2 separate regions of the Mus musculus genome follow, and region 1 is linked to region 2. A link is a contact called in ENCODE Hi-C or POLR2A ChIA-PET data. All regions are on one chromosome and are shown on one strand. The core of a region is the stretch at or near the end of the contact, and the rest is flanking DNA. Distances in the headings are between cores, read along the strand shown. Region 1 overlaps Slc44a3 (solute carrier family 44, member 3). Region 2 holds the start of Cnn3 (calponin 3, acidic).

The links. A loop is a pair of places that touch in the nucleus more often than their neighbours do. ChIA-PET counts read pairs that join two places held with the same protein, here RNA polymerase II (POLR2A).
Region 1: POLR2A ChIA-PET joins it to region 2 with 11 read pairs in Patski. The contact joins the enhancer-like site here to the promoter of Cnn3 in region 2. A Hi-C loop is called at or near these places in 1 of 37 maps with a recorded cell type or tissue (heart). POLR2A ChIA-PET finds 5 or more read pairs at or near these places in 4 of 5 experiments (Patski and embryonic stem cell).

Annotation. Positions count from the first base shown.
Region 1 is chr3:121,468,064-121,472,233 of GRCm38, reverse strand. The region is part of intron 12 of Slc44a3 (solute carrier family 44, member 3); the gene reads left to right. Among named protein-coding and RNA genes, the nearest start is that of Cnn3, 44 kb to the right of the region's middle. Within about 2 kb of position 2,818, at least 1 of the 3 ENCODE cell types and tissues checked has a DNase peak (open chromatin) inside an H3K27ac peak, as active enhancers do; it is heart, where a contact is called at or near this core.
Region 2 is chr3:121,424,782-121,428,496 of GRCm38, reverse strand. Cnn3 (calponin 3, acidic) reads right to left here and starts at 1,956. Exons shown (of 7, transcript NM_028044.2): 1 at 1,669-1,956. The coding sequence starts at 1,725.

The DNA of each region.
Region 1 (4,170 bases), core at 1,569-4,068, 43 kb before region 2:
ACCATCTTGGGGACTCTGAGTATTAGGCAGCTGCCAGTCACTATACCAGTGAGGAAACTGAGGCCTGGAGGCTGAGGGGCATCACCAGGATGAGAGCGACAGCAGGACTGTGTGGCCATCTGTATGATATCCCAAGCCTGAGTTCCTTGTCAGTGATGAGGAGTGGGGGGAGCCAGGGGCCAGCCCATCCCGTCAGCGTCAGCGCTTCTAATAAACCGGAGACCTGCAGCCATGCCGGCCTTCCCGCCCCCCTGCACTTCCCATTTCATATTCCCACAGTTTCCTTACAAAAGACCAGGCCTCCTCTCTGACCCGCTCATTTCCTGCACTGACTAGGCACAGGTCAAATGAGATGGATGGCTGCCATCATTCCGGACCCAGGGAGGACATCGGGTGACAGTAACAGCCTCCGCAGTCCTGATTCCTGGACCTGCCCAGTCACTCAGAGTCACATAGCTGCATCTCGGGGTACAAAGCTTTCCTGGATCAGCCAAGGGTCAGGTACAGCAAGATGAGCTTGTCTGGTTTTGGCTTGTCCTGGATCTGAGGGAAGTGGAATACTCTCTCACAGTATGCACTGTGTGCTCCATGATTACGCTCCGCATTGGCCACAACCTACTGACAGTGGGGTTTTTTTTTCCTCAGTAGAATTTGACACACACACACCTCGGGAGGGGGACATCAGAAGATGTCTTTAAATTGATTATCTATTATTTAGAGAGGCACACAGATGCCACAGCACAAGTCTAGCGGCCAAGGTGGGAGTTGGTTCTCCCCTTTCATGTGTGTGCCCCAGGAATGAAGCGCAGGTTGTCAAGCCTGATGGGAAGTGCTTTACCTACTGAACCATCCTGCCAGCCCTTGGCTTTTTAAGCCTAATGTCTACCAAAGAAAAACATATCAGACAGTCAATTTCAAGTTTAGCATGAAGGAATATTATTTGGAAGGTAATCTTTGCCTAAGCCATCTCTAGTTCTCTATTCAACGAATATCCCCGCAGACGGAATAGGGCTCAGGAAGGGCATCTTGACAGAGGGACTGCAGGGTTTCTCAGAGCAGTGCAACAGGCAGGGGAGAGAGCCGCAGCACCGGGATTGGAGATGGCAGACCTGGGGCCATGCTGGTTGAGGTTAGAAGTGGCTTGGAGGCTCTCATCTAAGAAGTCCTAGGTGTTTGTGACCCTGGCAGAGATAGGACAAGAGTGGAAACCATGAAGTCAAGAAGCCAGAGAGAAAGAGAACTATCACAATCAACACTCCCTAAAGCTAAAACACAATGCTAAGGAAAAGAAGTCTTTTAGCCCTCATAACAGTTTGTATGGGACTGGACGGATGGCTCAGTGGTTAGGAACACTGGCTGCTCTTCCAGAGGACCCAGGTTGGGGCACCAGCACACACACAGTGGTTCACAATGGTCTGTAGCTCCAGTTCCAGAAAAACTGATGCCTCTCCCAAACTCCTAAAATTAATAAACCTAAAAGAAATATTATTTAAACGCAGCAATAGTTTTCATGTTGGTTTAAGTCATGTGTGTTGAAGGTGTGAGTGCACATGTGTGCATAGCATGAGAGGCCAGAGGACAACCTTCTGTGTTCAGGCACTGCCCACCTTTGTTTGAGACAGGGTCTCGAAGTGGCGTGGGACCCACCAGGTAGGCTAGGCTGGCTGGACAGTGAGCCACCAGGACCAACCTGGCTCCGCCTTCCAAAGGCTGTGACTACAAAACTCATGTGCCACCACAAGGTTAGTCTGTGTGTTTGTTTGTTTGTTTTGAGACAAGGTCTCACTATGTAGCCCTGGCTGGCCCTGAACTCACTCTGTAGACCAAGCAGCCTTGAACTCACAGAGATCTGCCCACCTCTGCCTCTAGATGCTGGGGTTAAAGGCAAGAGTTGGCTTGTTTTGTTTAGATTTTTAACTTGAGTTCTATGGATCTGACTTAGTTCTTCAGGCCTCTAGGACAAGTACTTGATCCACTGAGCATAGAAACTTTCTAGTCCCAGTTTTCCATGATTCATTTTAAAAAGGGGTTTAGGACCAGGGAGATAGCTTACTGGGTAACACTGCTTGCTACACACAAGCTTGGTCCTGAGTTCCATTCCTGGACCCCACAGTGGGAAGAGAGGACTGACAACCAAGTGATGCTGTCCTTGGACCTCACACATGTGCCATAAGATTTGTGTATTCACATGCACATGCGCACACACAACCTAGTAATAAGTAAAACAAAATTAAAGTAAGTTAAAAATGAATAGAAAAGGGGTTTTAGAAAGCTAATCCTCACATGTGAAAGTATTTGTGAGAAATTCAAATATTCCTTCAGTGGGAGTTGAACATCACTTTCTTTACTTGACAACGTTTGTACTTTCACTGAAAAACCCTGTAGAAATCAGTTCTATTGGCTTTGGGCTCCTCTGTGTGCCTGCCTGTCCTTTCAACCGTGCATATTTGCCAAGGAATGTGGGGAGGCAAAGGAGGCAGTGGCCTTCACCGGGGCTACTTGAGACTGATCAGTTGTTTCCTTTCTTCTCTGTCTCTCTGATGCTTAATTCGCCCCCACCCCACCCCCCCACCCCCACCCCCGGCCACAGTGATGAGCTTGGAAAGAATGAGGCCATTCTAAAAATTAAGCCTAAAAGCAAATAAAATTTCAGAAAAGCAAACAAGACTGCATTGCCCTGCTTCTACTTTCTTGGCAGGAGTAACTCTCGGCCTCCCCTCCCCTCTCCTCTCCTCCATGTCTCATCCCTCCCTCCTGGCAGGACCCCTGAAGAGGACAGAGGCGGCCGCTGGCAGGCTTCCCCTCTCACAGTCTCTCTGGTGGTGGTTTGCAGCCTGGTAAACAGTGAATTCTTGAAGGGACTGGTGAATGCCAGACCCTGGAAGGCTCGGGCGTGTCTGCCGGGTGCCTTGACTTCCTCTCCATGTGTTTGTGATAAAATCAGAGATGAAACTGGCTTGGACTAGTTCCTGCAAGTTTTTCTAGGGGCCTCGGAAGGGGTCTGGATGTGCGTGGACTCAGCTACCCCTGTGTGTCTCTGAGGTCTGAGGGTGTATTAGTTACTCAAGTTTGTTTCAGGAGTTCTTTATTTTGAGTGAATAAAATCAGAACTCAGAGAAGCCATTCCAGAAATAAAGCCGGCTATTCATGGCAGGGCTTTGGGGTGAATCCCTTCCCTTCTCTCTGGAGGAAAACTCTATTTACTTTTTTGACGAGTCAACAGCAGCTCCAGTTCACAGCTCTGCCATCAAAAGATGCTGCCTGCCGGTTCAGTTTTCGGGGAGGACAGATGGGTGCTCTCAGGGGATAGAGGATAAGGGTCAGGCTGGGCAAGATTAAGTTTTAATTTAAAGATGGGGGGTGGAGGGAGGACTTTCTAAGTGTTAATATTTTTGGAGAACTCTCTCAAAATAAAGAGTTAATCTAGCTTTTTTTGGTTACCTAATAACACAATGATTAAAATTCTATTAAATGGGAATCATAGTGCCTACAGTGATTATTTTACTGAGCTAAGGCCAAGTTATGTGATCAGAAGAGGGTGCCTGGTCCACTGTGAATCATTTTGTAAACACATGTGTGCATGCATGCATGCAGGTGTGTGTGTGTGTGTATGAGTACACACGCACACGAACACACACACTCATAGAGGCCTGAGAAGGACACCAGGTTTCCTGATGTATCGCTCTCTACCACCACCGCCACCCCACTCCCCACCCCAACCCCCCCCCCCCCCCCCCCCGCAGGACAATGCCACTTACTGAATCTGGACCTGTCTGGTAGCCAGCAAGATCCAGTGAGCCTCCTGTTCTCTGCCACTTTCTGCCACCCTGGGATGGCAAAACTGTGTAACCACCCTCAGCTATTCTTATTTAAATGTTTGCCTGCATATATGTATATGTACCACGTGAATGTCTGGGGCCTGCAGAGGCCAGAAGAGAGCATCAGATTCCCTGCTACTGGAGTTACAGAGGGTTGTGGGATGGCATGTCCATGCCAGGAACCAAACTCAGGTCCTCTGTAAGGACAGTAAATGCTCTTTATTATTGTTGTTGTTGTTGTTTAAACTTTTCTTACAGTCCAGTTGTTATCCCCCTCCTGGTCTGCCCATTCACACACCCCCCCCCCACATCTCCAAGAGGATGTCCCCACCTCACCCCCACCCCACCAGAC
Region 2 (3,715 bases), core at 707-3,206:
TGAACTACAAGGGGGAGAAGCAATGACTCCAGTCAGCAAAAAGAAAGCCAGCTTGGATACCAAGAACCAGGAAAAGTCAAGTCACTTGTAGGGCTGCCAAAGTCACCAGTCCCTCATTTACAATGCAAAGGTAAAGAGACTCAGTGGGCGCCAGAATCCCAGAGGGAATTGCAAATCATGCGCCCAGCGGCACCGGGCACAAACCACCCAGTTCTCACACGCCAACGCCCTTAACTTCCTAAAGCTGGAGCTATAAACTTCGAAGGACCGCTATTTTGCAAGAAAGTTTTCAGTTGGTGAGTGCTGTCGTCCAAACTAACTTTTCTGCCTCTTTAGGAAAACTTTTATACAGACAAAACATTTGAAAAGGTTAAAAACCCCCAAAGATTACAATTTTTGAACACAGAATAAAATTTAGTCCCTAGCTTCAAAGACTGTTTAGAATCTTCTAGATGAACTACAAAGGGGTGCGCTAGATACATCAGGAAAGAATAAACCACTCTCGCTTGGGTCTAACAACGGTACGCTTCATTACTTCTATGAAATTCCCTTCACACCCCAGCCACCCGCAACTCCAGGGGTGTTCGTAGCCCTGATGATGCCAAACTATTCTACCGGAGGTGGGACAGCTTGGTGACAATCCTGACATGCTTCGGCTCCCGGGAAGTTAATGGGAATTAAACCACAGCAGCCCTCCTTTGTGGCGCTTTGGCCGGAACAGCAAAAGGGAGACAATGAGCGGTCTGTGCGCAGTTCCACGCCGATTGGCTGGTCACCCCCACTCCCCGAAACCCCTGATGTCATGGACTTGGAATGCAGGCAGGGAGGAAGGAAAGAGAGGATTTGGGGAGGGGGGCGCCTCTCATCTCTTTTCCAGGCCAAAAGTCTGAAAGATAAACCCTGGTGCATTCTTGAGATGAGTACACAGCAAAGCAACGCAGCCAGATTCCAATCACTCCAAAATTGCAACCCGCCACAGCAAATAAACCTCGAACAAAAGCGACCCTGCCGAGATATCGTGACAATTCAACGCGCTGCAAACTTCTCAGGATTGCATTTCTAAGTCTCTCATCTACAGCTGATCCGGCTCGCAGGCTGCGCGTTCAGGCTTTGTCTGGGCTTCCCGCACCAGCGGCGATTGCATCAAGGCACCACCGACGGGCTCCCTTTCCGCCCGCGGGTCCCAGGGGTCGGCGGGACACTCTCCCATGGAGGAGGAGGAGGAAAGGAACAATGAGGGGCCCGGGTTGGCCACGTAACCGCCCAACTTCGCTTGTGGGAGGAGGGGGCCAGGATGGAATGGGAGGAGACGCAGGGTCCCGCGGCAGCCCCAGCCCAGGCGGATGGCGGGGGCGGCAACTCCCGGAGACCCAGCCGTAAGGCAGGGCCCCGCCTAAGGGCCACAGGCCACTCAGGAGCGCCCCCTTCCCGGAGGGGCGCACCCTACAGCCTTGGAGCGGGCCCTGCGGCGCTGCGGGACTCCAGGCGTCCGGGAACCCCCACCGCCCGCCGGGGCCGCGGCGCGGGAACAAAGCCAGCACCAACGCGTGCGAGCCAGGCTCCGCGAGCCGAGGAGCATCTCTCTCTCCCGCAGCCTCGACGTCTCTCCGCGGCGGCTCCCAGCGCCCCCACCGCCGCGGCAAACCCCCAGCCCGCCCGCGCGCGTACCTTGTTCTTAACTTCGGCGGAGAGCCCGTAGGAAGGGCCCTTGTTGAAGTGGGTCATGGCTGTTTGGACGACTGGAAGAGTTCTAGCGGTCAGTCACCCTCGGTGTCCCTGCTCTTAGCCCCAGCGGCGGCCGCGCGGGTGATGCACGAGCTCGCTCCCCTGCGCGGCGCCGGAGAAGCCCGAACGCCGCAGACGGACGCGGATGATGCTTCGAGGTTCGCTAGGACTCGAGTCCCGCGGAGGCTCCGGGTCGCTCTGGACTGGGACCGGCTGCCCTGCTCGCTGCCCGCTCCGCGGCTCCGCACGCTCTGCCCCCAGCCTGGTCTCCCCCCACCCACCCCCGGGCCTCCAGGGATTGGCCGGCGAGCCCGACCAATGAGCGCCGCCTCCTCCCCCCTCGCCTGCTCCAAGGCTTCCCGGCCAATGGCAGCGCGGCGGGCGCGGCGCTCCCTCCCGCGGGGTCCCAGCCCCCGGCCCCGCCCTCACGCCACCTAGGACCTCGGCGCCCCTCCTCCCCGCTGGTCAGCGGGCTGCGACCGCCCCGCCCCGGCGCCTAGGGGCTTCTCAGCCGCCTTGGTTCTCATCAACTCCCAGGCATCTGTGGCGCTCCGACGGTGGAGGGGGACAGGAAGCTCCCCGAGCTGGCCCGCCGCTGACCGGCCACTCCATCCGTCTCCTCCCGGGCTACAGCGCGCCCAGATGTTGCGCTGGAAACCCGGGGAGCAGCCTTCGAATCCACGTGCCAGGCCGGGGGCGGGGGGGGGAGGCCTGCGTGGACATCTGCCAAGTCTCCCTCCCCACGCAGCTGCCGCACCTGTGGGGCTGACCTCTGCCTCGGTCAACGCTCTTTGCCAAAGTCCTGCTCATCCTGTCTAAACTTTGAATGCAGAGCGAAAGAAATTGGGAAAGTGTTGTGGCACAGCCAGGTTTTGGGGGGAGGGGGTACAGCTTTTTGGGTCCTTTTCTGGAGTCCCACCAGTTGCCCTTGGCAAGCACCTTCACCGGGGGTTCAGCCAGCCCAAAAGGCTAGGTAGTTTATTTGTTTTTAATTAGAGGACTGCCTTGACTGAGAAGTCTACCTGCTTTGGTTTGTTTTTTAATCTCTTTGAATCAGCACTCTGTATTCTTTTCCGTCCCCTTTCCTTTCTTCTGATCTCAAAGGCAAACTGATAGAGGAAAGGTGAGAACAGAGAGCACGCTGTCCCCTGCCTGTGTTCCTGGCACTACACTGGGCTATATGTCTTTGAAAGATTAGCTCATTCACTTTCCCAAAACTTACTCGGTAGACTTCAGATCCGTTTTAGTGGCTTGAAGGCTGCAACTCAGAGATTCCTAATAATGACAGCTATCACTGCCTCCAGAGTGTCACCGCTTGCCTTGGTGTCTTGGGGCACATCTAGGACAGGTTTTAGTCCTCTGGGTGTCAGTATGTTGGTTTATGTTTCCCAAATACAGCTGACATTCCAGAAGAGACTACAGGACCAGGGTCAGCCACTTGCATGGAAAAGAGAAGCCCAAATAGCCCAAGTTGAACCTTTCTGGGATAGAAATAAGGGAGTGTGGCATAGTGTCTCAAGCACTCTATCCCAGCACAAAGAGGATTGCTGTGTTGGGATAGAACCAGAGGTCTGCCTAAGCTACAGAGAAAAGAAAAAGGCACAGAATTTCTGTCAGCTGAAAGAATTTTTCATCAACGCTATAAGGTGCAATGTGATAGAGCAGTAACGAGTCAAATGGGCAGAAACGTGAAGTAACTTCCAATGATTTACTGATTGCTTCTGAAGGTACTCAGAATAATTAGGGCATTCTTTCCGCAGAAAGATGATGCAGCTGACCCAGTATGATGATACAAGCAGTTGGGGCTGTTTTTCCAGTCCTGTGATAGTGGCTCTCTGTCATCCACAAGACCAAACCCACTTTTTAGAACCAATACTTGAGCCAGATATGAAGTCGAAATTACAACCCTCACCCCCCCACCCCCAGCTCTCCTTTAGAATCCCAAACCTCAGGGCTTCTGTTTGGCCACAGTGGGTAAGGAATGGTGGTC